Linked DNA regions of Homo sapiens: region 1 is linked to region 2. Evidence: chromatin loops called from intact Hi-C (ENCODE). Cell type or tissue: OCI-LY7. All regions are shown on one strand. Each heading gives the region's core, and the rest is flanking DNA. Links, peaks and the distances in the headings are about the cores only. Region 1 overlaps CFAP70 (cilia and flagella associated protein 70). Region 2 overlaps USP54 (ubiquitin specific peptidase 54).

Region 1 (8,343 bases), core at 216-8,215, 270 kb before region 2:
TAGTCCCAGCTACTCAGGAGGCTGAAACAGGAGGATCCCTTGAGCCCAGGATCGTCCCACTGCACTGCACTCCAACCTCAGCAACAGAGCAAGACCCTGTCTCTTAAGAAAAAAACTTAGGTCTTTAAACCAGTTGGAATTGTGTGTGATGTGTGAGGTAAGGAACTAATTTTTTTTTTAATATGGATAGTAGCCAGTTGTCCCATCACCATTTAGTGAAGAATCCATTTGTTTCTCATTTTGCAGGTGCTATATAGTGTCTTTATAAAAAAATAGCTATATTAAGGCATAACTTACATACCATAAAATTCACTAATTTTAACGTTATGTTGTGCAAGCATCAGCACAATCCAGTGTTAGAAGACTCCTGTTACTCCAAAAAGTTCTTTCATGCCTGTTTGCAGTTACTCTCCATCCTCACCTTTAGCTCCAGGCAACCATTGATCTATTTTCCTTATTTCAAATAAATAGAATCAAATAATATATAGTCTTCTGTGCTTTGCTTTTTTCACTTGCCATAATATTTTTGACATTTATCCATATTGTTACATGAATCAGAATTTCATTTTAACTGCTGAGTAGTACTCCATTGTATAAATATTCCTCATTTTATTTACCCATTCACTGATGGACATGTAAAATGTTCCCAGTTTTGTGCTATTATTAAATGCTGTGATAAAAGTTCATATACAAATTTTTGTGTGGACATATGTCTTCATTTCTCTTAGCTAGATATAGAGAAGTAGAATTGCTGGCACATATGGTAAATATGTGTAACTTTTTAAGAATCTGACAAACTGTTTTCCAAAGTGGTTGTACCAATTTACAACCCTACCAGTAATGTACGAGGATTCCAGTTTATCCACATCTTTGTTAATACTTGGCATTGTCTATCTTTTTTTTTTTTTTTTGAGACAAGATCTCATTCTGTCACCCAGGCTGGAGTGCAGTGGTGCCATCACAGGGGCTCACTGCAGCCTCAACCTTCCAGGAAAAGGTGATTCTCTCATCTCAGCCTCCCAAGTACATGGGACTACAGGCACATGCCACCACCCCTGGCTAATCTTTGTATTTTTTTGTATTTTTTATTTACTGTATTAGTCAGTTTTCATGCTGCTGATAAAGACATACCAGAGACTGGGCAATTTACAAAGGAAAGAGGTTTAATTGGACTCACAATTCCAAGTGGCTCGCGAGGCCTCACAATCATGGTGGAAGGCAAAGAGGAGTAAGTCACGTCTTACGTGGATGGTAGCAGGCAAAAAGAAGCTTGTGTAGGGAAACTCCCATTTTTAAAACCATCAGATCTTGTGAGACTCATTCACTACCAGGAGAACAGTGCAGAAAAGAGCCACCCCCATAATTCAATCAGCTCCCACCTGGTTCCTTCCACAACAAGTGGGAATTGTGGGAGTTACAATTCGAGATGAGATTTGGGTAGGGACACAGCCAAAATATATCAGATGGGGTTTCACCATGCTGTCCGAGCTGGTCTCAAACTCCCAGGCTCAAGCGATTTGCCTGCTCGAGCCTCCCAAAGTGCTGAGATTACAGGCATGAGCCACCATGCCTGGCCTATCTTTTTGATTTAAGCTATTCTAGTGGGTGTGTAGTGCGGTGTCAATCTGCATTATTTTAAGGGGTATTTTAAAATTTTTTGGACATAATTTCAGATTAAATAAAAGTTACAAAATCAGTTCTCTCTTCTCTCAGGAAAGAATACATGTACTGTATACATATTATATATATGTATACATATGTATATATGTATACATATGTATATATGTATATATTATATATGTATATATGTATATATTATATATTATATATGTATATATGTATATATTATATATGTATATATATAATACATATACAGTAGTCTCCCTTATCTGAGGTTTTGCTTTCCACACCTTCACTTACCCAAGATCAACCTCGGCCCACCAAGATCTGAAAATATTACATAGAAAATTCCAGAAATAAACAATTCATAAGTTTTAAATTGCACACTGCTATTATGAAGAGCCTGATGAAATCTTGTGCCATCCCTCCCAGGATGTGAGTCATCCCTTTGTCCAGCATATACCCACTGTAGACGCTACCTGCCAGTTAGTCACTTCATAGCCCTCTCCGTTATCAGATCAGCTGTCATGGTCTCACAGTGCTTGTATTCAAGCCACCCTTATTTTACTTAATAATGGACTCATAGCACAAAAGTAGTGATGCTGGCAATTTGGATATGCAAAAGAGAAGCCATAAAGTGCTTCCTTTTCATGAAAAGGTGAAAGCTCTTGACTTAATCAGGAAAGAAAAAAAATGTATGCTGAGGTTGCTAAGATCTGTATAATGAACTTATCTTTTATCCATGAAAATGTGAAGAAGGAAAAAGAAATTGTGCATATTTAGTAGCACCTGTGGGCTATTAGAAAAAAATTTTTAATAATTATTTTAAAAAAGAAATTCGTGCATGGTATATATAGGATTCAGTACTATCCTTTGTTACAGGTATCCACTGGGGGGTCTTGGAACATATCCCTGGGGAACAAGGAGGGATTACTGTATGTGTGTGTGTATAAAAGTTAGAAAAATATAGAAAAGTTAAAAATATGTAGAAAAGTTAAAGTATATATGTGTGTGTTTATCTACATAAACACACACCTAACTCTTCCTGAACATTTGCAAGTAAATTAGAGATATGATTCAATTTTAATACTTCAGAGTGTGTTTTCTAAAATCAAGGATATTCTCCTCTATAACCACAGTACAATTATCACAATCAGGAAGTTAGTATAGATAGAATACTATTATCTAATCTATAGACCTTATCAAGATTTTTCCAATTGTTCCAATAATATCATTCATTCATTTCTTCATTCACTCATTCATTTATTTGAGACAGGATCTTGCTGTATCACCCAGACTGGAGTGTAGTGGTGTGAACAGGTCACTGCTGCCTCGACCTCCTGGGCTCAAGCAATCCTCCCACCTCAGCCTCCCAAGTAGCTGGGACTACAAGTGCCATCATGCCCAGCTAATTTTTTTAATGTTTTGTAGAGATAAAGTCTCACTATGTCGCCCAGGCTGTTCTTAAATTCCAGGGCTCAATTGGCCTCCCAAAGTGCCGGGATTACAGGCATGAGCCACCACGCCCAGCCCAATAATGTCTTTATGAGAAAATAAATCCAAGATCATGCATTGTATTTATTATTTATGTCTCCAGTTTCTTTTAATCTGGAATAGTTCTTGAGTCTTTGTGTTTCGTAACACTGGCATTTTTTAAAAATAGAGCACTATTTTGTAAACTATTCCCCAATTCATATTTGTCTAATGTTCCCTCATAATCATATCAGGTTATGAACTTTTAACAGGAATACCATAAAAATGTTCTGTTCTCAGTGCACCATATCAGGAAGCACAAGCTGCTTATCTCAATACTTGTGATGTTAACTTTGATCATTTATTACATTGCTATCTGCCAGGTTTTTCTACTCTAATGTTACTATTTTCCCCTTTGTAATTAATAAGTATCTTGTGGGGAGATACTTTGAGACTATGAAATATTTTCTTACTCCTTGAACTTTTCAACCATAATTTTAGCATACATTGATGATTGTCCACTGAATCTATTATGATGGTTTCCAAATTGCGATTTTCCAATTCCATCATTCTTCATACATTTAGCAGTTGGCCTTTGACTGTAAGCTTTCCTTTCTCTACCACTTATTTGTTTAATTATATCACTGTGGGCTCATAGATTCTTATTTGTAATCCTTTTCTACAAATTATTTATTTGGATGCTCAAATTATCCTTGTTTTAGCCAGCAGGTGTCCCCACTTCAAGCTAGTTTCTGTTTGTTTTATTTTTTCCCTATGCTGTTTTGATATGTGCCAGTCTTTCTTTGAACATTTTTTACTTTCTGACTCAACAAGATCTCAGACTCATCTTTTACTTTCCATGCACTAGTTCTGGAATTTTGGCCATCTTCCAAGAAGCCTCTGGTCCCCCCACAAACCCTTTCCTTCTAAACTGGACAAATGCCCTAGTTTCTTAAATGGATTTAGAAACCAAGACCTGAGCATTAGATGTGCTTATGCCCCCTGCCACCACTATTTATTTTTGAGACACAGGTATTTAGACACATATGAATATATTTCTATAAATACACATATATTTCTATATACCTATTTATACCTGTATCTATTTAATCTATCAAACAATGAGCTCTTATCAGTATCTCCCATTCTAATCCACCACTACAAGGTCATTCTATCCTTCTTGTTTCCACATTTGTAACTTCCTTTGAAGCACAGTGAAAAATGTGACTCCCATTATCCACAACATAATTATTTGTTAAATCATAGAATACCTAGTAATTTCAGAACTGCTAACTCATGACTTTGCAAAAATGAAGCCTAAAACTATACTCTAAAATGTGTATAAAGGTTTTTTCTCTTTAGCCTGATATATAGTATGTATTAGTCTACATTGCAAAGAATGTTTTCAAAAGTACCATGAGTTAATTATTTTTCTGCATTGTCAGTCTAATTACGTTATTCATTTGAAATACAATTTTATTTGGTTTTGTTTGTACGTAATTATGTGGTCTCCCCATTTCTTGCTGATTTTCTTTTTTAAAAAATATACGAAACATTAGCATTGTCCCAAAAGTCAGAACTCTACAAAAAGGGACATCACAGTGTCATCCCTCTCATTTCCTCCCTCCTCTACCCATGCCCACTCATGTCCTGTAGAATCTACTCTCATTAATCTCGGTTTATCCTTCCTCTGCTTCTTTTTGCACTAAAGAAGAGATTCGGCCGGGTGCGGTGGCTCACGCCTGTAATCCCAGCACTTTGGGAGGCCGAGATGGGCGGATCACGAGGTCAGGAGATCGAGACCATCCTGGCTAACACGGTGAAACCGTGTCTCTACTAAAAATACAAAAAATTAGCCGGGCGTGGTGGCCGGCGCCTGTAGTTCCAGCTACTGGGGAGGCTGAGGCAGGAGAATGGTGAACCTGGGAGGCGGAGCTTGCAGTGAGCCCAGATCGCGCCACTGCACTCCAGTCTGGGCAACAGAGAGACTCCATCTCAAAAAAAAAAAAAAAAGAAGAAGAAGAAGAGATTCATGTATATTTTCTTCTTTTTCCTTCTCTCTTATACAAAAGGTGGTATAATCTTGCACTTCACTTTTTTTACTTAATAATATAAACTGAAAATCATTCCACATCAGTTCATAGAGATCTTCCTCATTATTTTTATTCAGGGGCATAGTATTCCATTATGTGAATATACTATAGTTTATTTAGACATTCTCCCATGTTTAATAAATGAACTCCATTTAGGTTGTTTCCATTATTTTGCAATTGCAATAATGCTGTAATTAATAACTTGCGCACGCTCATTTTCAAATTGCTAGAGGAAGCGCATCATGGTAAATTTCTAGAAAACTCCAATTACTTTTAAATACCATCTACTCAAAACCTAAGTTTCCATATATATGTCAGTCTATTTCTGTCTGCCAATTGTTTCACTTACCTACTCTTACACTAATAGCACTCAGTGTTAATTGTTGCAGCTTCATAATAAGGCTTGATATTTAATAGGAAAGCCACTCTTACTCTTTCTTTCATACTGTCATAGCTATTTTTTTTTTTTTGGTCTTTATTCAACCAAGTGAATTTTAGGATTTATCTCATCAAGTTCCTTGAAAATATTATGTTATTATTTTTATTGGAATTGCCTTAAACTTAGATATTAACTTAGGGAAAACTTTCATCTTTATGTCATCAGAACTTCCTGCCCATGGACATGGTATATCTTTCTATTAGATTTTCTTTTACAATAAAGTTTTATGATTTTCCCCACACAGGTCTTGAATGGGATTTTAAAAATCAGACTTTCAAATTGATTGTTCCTGATTTTGATGACATTGATTTTTATATTGATTTTTATCCAGCAACTTTGTCCATCCACTTCTTTGCGTTAATCTTCATTGACTAAATTTATATTATTCAAAAGTCAAAAGGATATAATAAAGCATACAATGAGTTTTGCTTCCACCCGTCTCCCTATACACCCTGTTCCCCAATGACTGCCCTGACTAGTAACCATCATTGTTAGTTTTTTATCTACCATTTCAGTAGTGAACTCTTTTATTACATATTTCAGTTTGCTTGTAGATTTTCTTGGGTTCCTACCTAATCCTTTTACCTTCAGTTTCTTTTATGTGTGTATGTATATGTGTTATTGCCTTAATGGAACCTCCAGTATAGTTTCAAGTAGAAGTGACGATAACATTTTCCTTATCTTGTTCCTGACTTCAAAAGGAATGCTTCTAACTTTTCACCATTTCATATAATAGTTTAGATTTTGGGACATGTAGTTTCAGATTTTAAAAAAGCTAGTTTGCTTTTTTAAAAAGTCATGAATGGGTGTTAATTTTAGCCAATGATTTAGTTTTTAAAATAATTAATAGAATAAGAATAGCCTATGATTTTAATTTAGTCTCCATTTTGCTGCTAATATTATTTGTGTCTTTCCATTTTAAACAAAATTCTTAGTCATGCAAGAGGTTTGTCTGTTCACTAGTCTCTGCAAAAAACAGCTCATAATTTTGTTAATCCTATTATGTCCTTGTTGAAATTTTCATTTATTTCTACTCCTTATCATTTTCTCAATTATCATTTCTTTGAGTTTCCTTGCTTTCCCTTTACTACTTTATTTATTTAAAAATTAATTCATTGATTTTCAATCTTTGTTTCTAACATATGTATTTAAGGCTATAAATTACCCTCTATTTATTGCTTTAATTTTATCCCATAATTCTAATATATATTGGCTTTGTTTTTATTCAGCCTCATTTCAGTTATGTACTGAAGTATAACAAACCAACCCAAAACTTAATGGCTTAAAACATAATATGTTATTTCTCAAAATTCTACAGGTAATTTGGGCTGTTTTGCTGGTTTTCCCTGAGATCACTCATGCAGCTGAGGTCATATGACAATTTGGCTAGGACTGAAGGATCCAAGAAAACCTTACTCAAATAGCAGTTAATGTTGGCTGTTGGCTGGAGTGGTTCAGTTCTCTTCCATGTGGACTACTATAGCCTTCTATAGGCTAAACTGGGCTTCTTCACAGCACAGTGGTCCCAGAGTTTCAAGAGTGGTAGCTGAAGGCTTCTAAAAGCCTAACCTCTGAGAATTCACACAATGTCACTTGCACCATATTCTACTGGTCAGGGAAAGTCACAAGTTTAGCTTAGATTCAAGGGGGTGGAGAAATGAGAAAGAGACTCCGTCTCTTGATGGGAGTGAGTGGCAACATAACATTGCAAAGGATGTGGACATGACAGCATAATTAAATGGGGATCATTATTATAAAAATCTACTATAAGGCCTAATTTTCTACTGCTGTGTATAACACCCATTTATCATATCACATTTTCCATAGATCAGAAGCCTGACATTATTCAACTAGTTCTTTGCTTAGGGTCTCACAAGGCCAAAATCAAGGTGTCATCTATGCTGAGTTCTTATTTGCAGGCTCTGGAGAAGAATGTACTCCCAAGCTTATTCAGTTTGTTGGTAGAATTCAGTTCTTTGTGTTTATAGGTTCCTATAAGGTCCCTGTTTCCTTGCTGGCTCTCAGCAGGGGCTGCTGTTAGCTTCTAGATGCCACCCACATTCCTTGACATGTGGTCCTTCTCCATATTCAAGCCAGAGATGCTATACTGAATGATTCTTATGTTTCAAATCTGACATCCTTTCTGCCCCCACCACCAGAGAAAACTCTCTGCTTTTAGAAGACTTACCTGACTGGGTCAGGTCCACCCAGATAATCTCTGTATTTTAATGTCAACTGATTTGGTATTTTATTTACATCTGCAAAATCATTTTACAGCAGTACCTACATTAGTGTTTAATAGATTAATCTTAGGGGAGGGGGCCATCTTTAGAATTCTACCTAGCACAAAAGATTTCATATTTGAAGTGTCACAAGGTTTCTTCATTGACTTATTAATTAATTACAAGCATGTTTTCAGTTTCCAAAGGTATATGAGTCTTTTGGGCTTTATTTTGGTTGTTGATTTATAATTTTACTGCCATGTGATCTGTATGTATTTGTTGAACCCCTCTTTCTGGTTTTGCATGTGGTCAACCTTTATACATAACTCATTTGTACTTGAAAAGAATATGTGTCCTCTCATTGTTAAGTGAAGAGTTCTACATTGGTGTTTGAACTCAAACCTGTTGAATGGGTTATACATCTGTATATATATCCTATTTTTTTTCCTATTTGACTTATCAATTTCTAAGAGAAGTATATTATGGTCTTCCATAC
Region 2 (8,343 bases), core at 251-8,250:
CTTCCACGTGTCTCTAACTATAACTTACTAGAGCCCAGGATTCCAGAGATATCTGCCTCTATAGGCATTGTTCTGCTCTGCCAGATGTCCACAACCTTTAGTATACATACCTAAAAGGGTTCATGCCTTTTTACTACTGCTGCTGCAGGCCTTTCTTCCTGCTACCTCTAAGAATTGTCAGTAACTATCAAGAGAATTGGTAGTAAGACTAAGATATTTAGCCAGGGGTAAGGATAAATTTGAATTGCTTATTTCCAAGTTTTGCAAATAGCCACATGTACCCCTTTGGTATGTCAATTCATAATACTAAACAATAAGAAATCCATTTCCCAAGAGGCTGTCCCTAATCCAAGGAAAGCCCTAGGATTTATTCTTCTGAAGAATGGGGATGTTAGTAACACTGTTCACCATATTTCTGTCCCTTCTTGCTCCCACAAGGGCTCCCTCCAGGTAGAAAGAAATATTCATGCAGGCTGTGATGGAGAACAAAAAATAGATAAATCCAAAGATGGAGCAACTGAAATGACTCTACATTTACATTCTGATGGAATACTCAAACTGTAACTGTCCTCTTTTTTTTTGAAATGGAGTCTCACTCTGTCGCCCAGGCTGGAGTGCAGTGGCACGATCTTGGCTCACTGCAACCTCCGCCTCCCAGGTTCAAGCAATTCTCCTGCCTCAGCCTCCCGAGCAGCTGGGACTACAGGTGCACGCCGCTACGCTGGTTAATTTTTTGTATTTTAGTAGAGACGGGGTTTCACCATGTTGCCCAGGCTGGTCACGAACTCCTGAGCTCAGGCAATCTGCCTGCCTCGGCCTCCCAAAGTGCTGGGATTACAGGTGTGAGCCACCGCGCCCGGCCTGTAACTGTCCTCTAATTTCAAATGTGCTCAGGTAAGTCTGGTCCCCAGACAAAACTGCCGGTCAAATCCAGTCCTCAAATTCAGTGTCATTCTGCTTACCAGAGAAAGGCTGACTCTTTGTCCAGCCACCCATGGATGCTGTGGAGTCTACCTCCAGGATGCTACTGCTGTGCGACTTTGGGATATGACGCCAGGAAGGAACCAACCCAGCTGATCTCTTAGCACTTGGATCCCTTCAAAAGAGAACTCAGAGTCTAGTGAAAGCATGAAAGCAGGTTATAGCAACATTCCTAGGACTAAATCTCTCTCTCAAAAAAAAAAAATCAAACTACACAATTAGAGCTTCTGCTAAACTACTTCTGAAGAATTGAAATATCCACTCATTCTCCTATCTAACCTCATCTCACCTCATTCACAACTTGTGCATCTAGCACAGTATCTGGTACATAATACATATTCAAAATCTGTTGAATGTACTAATGAACATATTGGTTTCATATTTATTTCCTTCTTTCTTACTAAACCTTTGTAGCATCTTCTCATAAGTAAAACTCAACAGGATCCTGTGGACAGGGAAGAACATTGACAGAGTATGAACATGTGGTTATCACCTTTGTAGAAGATATAATCATGCTTTTCAAAGCAGCTCTACTATTAGAAAAATTGCCTTGGCCAGGTACAGTGGCTCATGCCTGTAATCCCAGCACTTTGGGAGGCTGAGGCAGGCGGATCATGAGATCAAGAGATCAAGACCATCCTGGCCAACATGGTGAAACCCCATCTCTACTAAAATTACAAAAATTAGCTGGGTGTGGTGGTGGGCGCCTGTAGTGCCAGCTACTAGGGAGGCTGAGGCAGGAGAATCGCTTGAACCCAGGAGGCAGAGGTTGCAGTGAGCCGAGATCGTGCCATTGCACTCCAGCCTGGTGACAGAGCGAGACACTCCATCTCAAAAAAAAAAAAAAAAAAAAGAAAACAGAAAAATTGCCTCTGTGGCAACTCAGTAAAAATAATGTATGGAGATTTGAAAGTTATAAAGCAAACTGAGCCCTATGGGCAGGGTACAATGAGTGCTAATAAACTGTCATCATTATTATGAATATTATTAGCATTATAAAACACAAAGTCCCAGTGACCCTAAAACAAATCAAAATAAAAACTATCCCACCATACTGGGTGTGGTGACTCACACCTATAATCTCAGTACTCTGGGAGGCTGAGGTGGGTAAATCACTTGAGCCCAGGAGTTCAAGACAAGCCTGGGCAAAATGATGAAACCCCATCGATACCAAAAAAAAAAAAAAAAAAAAAGCAACGACAACAAAACACTGTCCCAAAATAACATTTGGGCTTCTTCTCTGATTTTAGTATTACATAAGTTTTAATTCACTAATCCATTCTTTTTGAGATGGAGTTTCGCTCTTGTCACCCAGGCTGGAGTGCAGTGACGTGATCTTGGCTCACTGCAAACTCCGCCTCCCGGGTTCAAGTGATTCTCCTGCCTCAGCCTCCAGAGTAGCTGGGACTAGAGGTGCGCGCCACCATGCCCAGCTAATTTTTGTGTTTTTAGTAGAGACGGGGTTTCACCATGTTGGCCAAGATGTTCTCGATCTCCTGACCTTGTGATCCACCCAGCTCGGCCTCCCAAAGTGCTAGGATTACAGGCATGAGCCACCGCGCCTGGCCCACTAATACATTCTTTTTTTGTTTGTTTGTTTTTTTGAGATGGAGTTTCACTCTGTTGCCCAGACTGGAGTGCAATGGCACGATCTTGGCTCACTGCAACGTCCACCTCCTGGGTTCAAGTAATTCTCCTGCCTCAGCCTCCCAAGTAGCTGGGATTACAGGCTCCCACCACCACGCCCGGCTAATTTTTGTTTTTGTATCTTTAGTAGAGACGGGGTTTCACCATGTTGGCCAGGCTGGTCACGAACTTCTGACGTCGTGATCCACCCGCCTCGGCCTCCCAAAGTGCTGGGATTACAAGCGTGAGCTACTGCGGCAGGCCTAGTCCGTTTTTGTTTCTTTTTTTTTTTTTTGAGATGGAGCCTTGCTCTGTCGCCTAGGCTGGAGTTGCCATGGCACGAGCTCGGCTCATTACCACCTCCACCTCCTGGATTCCAGCGATTCTCCTGCCTTAGCCTCCCAAGTAATTGGGATTACAGACGCCCACCACCATGCCTCACTAATTTTTGTGCTAGCCTGGGATTACAGGCGTGAGCCAACATGCCTGACCTAATCTGTTCTTTAATACATTTTTTTACTGTGTATATTTAAGGTATACAACATGATGTTATGAGATACATAGAGACAGTAAAATGGTTACTATAATTGAAGGAAATTAATATACCCATCATCTCATATAGTTACCCATTTTTTTTGTTTTTGTGGCAAGAGGAGTTAAAATCTACTCATTTACCATGAATCTCATATGCAGTACAATTTTATTAATTGTAGTCATGTTTTACATTAGATCCCTAGACTTGTTTATCCTACATATCTGAAAAATACAGAAATCTTCACAAATTTTTGTGCCACCTTTGAGCAGGAGCCATGCTAATCTTCTCTGTATTGTTCCAATTTTAGTATATGTGCTACCAAAGCAAGCACTAAACAATTATTTCATTATCCTTAGCAAACTAAGACAGGAACAGAAAACCAAATACAGCATATTGTCACTTATAAGTGGGAGCTACATGGTGAGGACACATGAACACACAGAGGGGAACAACAGACACAGGCCTATCGGAGGGTGGAGGGTGGGAGGAAAGAAAGGATCAGGAAAAATAATTAGTGAGTACTAGCTTAATATGTGGGTAACAAAATAATCTGTACAATGAACTCCTATGACACAAGTTTATCCTAACAAACCTGCACATATGCCCCCTGAACCTAATTTTTTAAAATTATTTTATACATGATAACTGTATTTCAAATAGAAAGTTCTCTCTCCTTTCTCAAGTGCCTCTGTTCTTCCAGCAGAGGGTGCTGTTGTTATAGGAAGTTGAAAGAGCACATAGAGATAATAGCAAAGGCCATCCCTCCACTTGTCTCAGCCATGCCTGAAAGCCCCAAGTAGGTGGCTCACATTGCTGCAAGAGACAATGTTGCTGTTCAAAGGCCAAACAATACCTGTAGACATTTGAGCTCTCAGGCAGGGCTGCATCCAGGCTGACAGGGCTGCTGCTGTTCCTCTCACTGCTTTCATAGCCAGATTCCATTCGCTGGATTAGTCGGGGGTGCTGCTCTAAAAGGTGAGAGCCTGGCCGTGCTGGGCCCCAGCGCTTGTACTGGGGGCTTGGTCCACCAAATTTAATGTCGTAAGAAGGTGGCTTGCTTGGTTCATCTGGTATAAATTCTTTAGCTATCCCAATCAAAAGACAGGTATGGAAAATGAGGTAGATTTAGCATTTGCCTAAAATCAAGACCTAACTAGCTCCTCCCTCTAGCTACTTATTCACTGAACTCATATCCCTAAAACACCCGACATCAGAGTAAAAGTGCCCCTTGCCAGATGTACCAAAAAACCCAGGTTTTAAAAAGACATAAATCAACTTTATTCAAAAGCCCAATTCTTCCCTAATTATCTCCTCACCTGAATCCTCAGAAAAGGGGCTAAGCTGGGTATAGCCACAGTGCTTCCTTTTGTCCTTACTAAAGATACTGTCAATATTCAGAGATTCTCGTTTGGGTCTCCATGTGGGACGATACTTGCTGGAAGAACTGGATTTTGACTCACTGCTGGTACTCTCTATTTCCCAGTCACGAGAGTGTAAAGGCAGGGTCCTAGGAGGTTTTTTGTCAGGCTGGTCTCCTCCTCTGCCCCTGCAGTGAGAGCCTACATTGGTCTGAGAAGCCAGGGATGGTCTGTTATGGATCATATTGCTGACTGTCTCTTTAAAATCTCTCAGCCTGTTGGTGCTGCTGGATGGTTTGGAGGCATTTCTAGGAGCCTGCTTCTCTTTCAGTGTTTCTCCTAAAAACACAAAGAATGAAAGAAATATAGATGTTTAAAGTGATCATGGATACTAGACCCCAATGTCGAAAAAGCAAAGAAAAGCCCTCTGAACAGAAAGGAGAAGCCAACAGTCTGGAGCATGACAGAAGTTTGATAGAGTGAATGAAGGAGAAAGAGAAGCAGTGCAGAAGGGCTTGCCTTCACTGTGGTATCCCGAGGCCTGGGGCTCATCGCCTTTCCTCCTAACCCGACCAGAGCTCCTCTTGCGCTCTATCAGTGACCCTTTCTTGGATGTGTGTTTCTGATTACATTCACTATCAGTCAGGTGTCCTGAAAAAACAAGGAAATTGGGGTAAGCTGGTATCTGAGACTAACCTCCACCCTCCTGAGAACCTACCTAATCTCCCTTTGGGAGTGCCACAAATTTAGAGTACCCATGGAACAGAAGCTGTAGGGCATAGGCTATCTGATTTCAGTGTAGGAACCTCCCAGTAGATAAATGCAGAGAAGGGCCAGGTGCAGTGACTCACACCTATAATTGCAGCACTTTGGGAGGCTAAGGCGGGCAGATCACTTGAGGCCAGGAGTTCGAGACCAGACTGACCAACATGGCAAAACCCTGTCTCTACTAAAAATACAAAAATTAGTCCGGCATGGTGGCATGTGCCTGTAGTCCCAGCTACTGAGAGGCTAAGGCATTAGAATCACTTGAACCCAGGAGGTTGCAGTGAGCCGAGATCACGCCACTGCACTCCAGCCTGGACGACAGAGCAAGACTGTCTCAAAAAAAAAAAAAAAAGATAAATGCAGAGAAGCTGGGAGCATCCAAATTTACAATGTCTCCTGAGCAATGACCAATCTCAATCCCACTCCTAATCTTCCCCAGTGACCCAGAAGGACTAATGACATGTTTCTAGGTAACTTTTTAAAGGCAAAAGTTTTAAAGATTATATAAAAATGTCAGGTAGCCATATACTTTCACTCTCATAAATTGAAGACAGAGTTTTCCTTTTATTTATTTAGCAACACATATCAAATAAAGTCTGATTTTCAGTACATCTGGTATTATCCTGGATACTCCAGACTTTGCCCACAAGAGGTCTGATTTTATATGGCTTTAAGACCCAGTTCCAAGCTTTCCTTAATTGTGGATCATTTAAAGGGCATTTCAACTTTGATTCTCATTCCTATCCCCAACCCATCTTCACGAAACTTGGCTCCATCCAGAGATTACACTTCATAGTTCCTTAATACTAATCACTGGGAAAACCAGGAGAGCTGGGCTCTTTTATGTAACTTGCCCTGCTTCATGCCCATAGTATGCAAATACATGAGCATGATTTGATGACAGCAAAAGTCAGATTCTAAAGGATATAAGCAACTAAATTGCTAGAAGCCAGAGATGAATTAAGCAGGTAAATTAAGTTTGAAGATATGCTTAGAAAAAAAAAACCTAGGTCAAATGCATGGAGAGCTAACAAAAATTTGTTTTCACATGATAGCATATGAGAATCCTTATGCATATTCAAGTATCACCAGTGTAGTGATATGGATACATATTTTCAATCAGTTGCCCCTTGGAATCTTGTATTGCTTTTATTTGGTCGTTTGCTACCTCTGTGCCCACAAGAAAGATTTAAGAGAGGAGGAAATAACTTGGAACAACTAAGTCTTTTTTTTTTTTTGAGACGGAGTCTCGCTCTGTCACCCAGGCTGGAGTGCAGTGGTGCGATCTCAACTCACTGCAAGCTCCGCCTTCCGGGTTCACGCCATTCTCCTGCCTCAGCCTCCTGAGTAGCTGGGACTACAGACGCCTGCCACCACACCCAGCTAACTTTTTGTATTTTTTTTAGTAGAGACGGGGTTTCACCATGTTAGCCAGGATGGTCTCGATCTCCTGACCTCGTGATCCACCCACCTCGGCCTCCCAAAGTGCTGGGATTACAGGCGTGAGCCACTGTGCCCGGCCGCAACTAAGTCTTACAAATGTTAAACCAATGGGCATGTTCAAACCATTAACACAAATCTGCCTCTACTGGAAAATATGCTTAGTTTATCCTGTGGCTTGGCTTCTCTCTGGTTCACAGCTTCAAAAAGTGGGTCTAAAAAACTCACACCTGACACAATCAATGCAGTAGTCATCAAAAGAAAGCCAGCACAAGTCTGACAAAACCTCTAGGTCCAACTACCAATTTACAAGAAATATAGGACACAGAAACGTGTTAAAGTATACCATAGGAATAAAATCAGCAAAATTCAGAATGTGGGAAATCTACAGGACAAAATACCTAGTTCTAGCAATAAATTGCAAGGAAAAAAAATAGAGGAAAAAACAGTAGATTAAAAGAAATGCAAAGGACTTATCAACTCATCAGAATGCATAGACCTCATTTAGATGCTGAGTCAAACACATAAACCATGAAAATATTATGATACTTATAAGTGGATATGTGAACACTCATTGGTTACCTATCAGTTTTAAGGAATCATCATTATTATTTTTAAGTGTTACAATGCTGGGCTGGGCACGGTGGCTCACGCCTGTAATCCCAGCACTTTGGGAGGCCGAGGTGGGTGGATCACGAGGTCAGGAGATCGAGACCATCCTGGCTAACACGGTGAAACCCCGTCTCTACTAAAAATACAAAAAATTAGCCAGGCGTGGTGGCGGGCGCCTGTGGTCCCAGCTACTCGGGAGGCTGAGGCAGGAGAATGGCATGAACCTGGGAGGTGGAGATTGCAGTGAGCCAAGATCGTGCCACTGCACTCCAGCCTGGGCGACAGAGCGACTCCAACTCAAAAAAAAAAAGGTGTTATAATGCTATGTTTAAAAAGTGATTTCTTATGTTTGAGCAAACATAAGATATATTTATGGAAAATGTGATATAATGCCTGGGATGTGCTTCAAAATAATCCAGGAGTGGGTAAAGGTACAGGTAAAACTAGACTGGCCATGAGTTATAATTACTGAAACTAGGTGATGGGTACATGAATGGGCAGTACACTATTCTATACAGTTTTGAATATCTTTGAAATTCTTGATATTTAAAAAAAAAAAAAGCCCCCACAGCTTATAAACCACCAATCTCAAACAATGAGCTCACAAATTCTCACAGTCCCTAAGAATATGGACACTGTTCTATGCCTTAGGCATTCTATCTCCCAGAATAAACTTTCCATCTCAGCAGTCATTCACTGTTCTTCCCTGTATTGATTTCTTCCTCTGACATGGGCATACTCTCCTACAGATAAACAAAACAATGCAAGAATATTCTCTGCATGGAACTCACAATAACAAATAGGTATCTTTCATTCTTTTGCTTCTCTATCCTTCAGGAAGCTTAGCAAGCTGACATGCAGTTGTCCCTCACCAATCCCATAAATAGGCCCCTTCTATCAAAGCTCTTCACTTAGGACAAAGCCTGGCATGAGAACATGATGATGTGCAAGATCACAGGGGCTTAATGGGATACTACGGGAATCAAGAGTATAGGAGAAGAAAAGCACACTTCAGAATAATCA

What was found. A loop is a pair of places that touch in the nucleus more often than their neighbours do. Peaks named below come from ENCODE experiments on the same cell type or tissue, not always from the same donor. Only the 100,000 strongest peaks of a DNase experiment are listed, where the experiment ranks them.
Region 1: a loop joins it to region 2, with 2.5 times the contacts of the local background. A loop is called at or near these places in 3 of 110 quality-filtered maps.

The regions. Positions count from the first base shown.
Region 1 is chr10:73,260,231-73,268,573 of GRCh38, forward strand. All of the region lies in intron 26 of CFAP70 (cilia and flagella associated protein 70), which reads right to left. All of the region lies in intron 2 of DNAJC9-AS1 (DNAJC9 and MRPS16 antisense RNA 1), which reads left to right. Among named protein-coding and RNA genes, the nearest start is that of MRPS16, 12 kb to the left of the region's middle. In OCI-LY7, for the core only: CTCF peaks have their summits at 3,823 (motif pointing right) and 4,036; a DNase peak (open chromatin) is centred at 3,821.
Region 2 is chr10:73,525,685-73,534,027 of GRCh38, forward strand. USP54 (ubiquitin specific peptidase 54) reads right to left here. Exons shown (of 24, transcript NM_001391956.1): 13 at 5,020-5,151; 14 at 4,459-4,839; 15 at 3,996-4,227; 16 at 963-1,096. It also overlaps the pseudogene RNU6-883P. Among named protein-coding and RNA genes, the nearest start is that of PPP3CB, 34 kb to the left of the region's middle. RefSeq lists an enhancer at 3,747-4,041 and a silencer at 3,898-3,997. In OCI-LY7, for the core only: CTCF peaks have their summits at 3,832 (motif pointing right) and 4,041; a DNase peak (open chromatin) is centred at 3,867.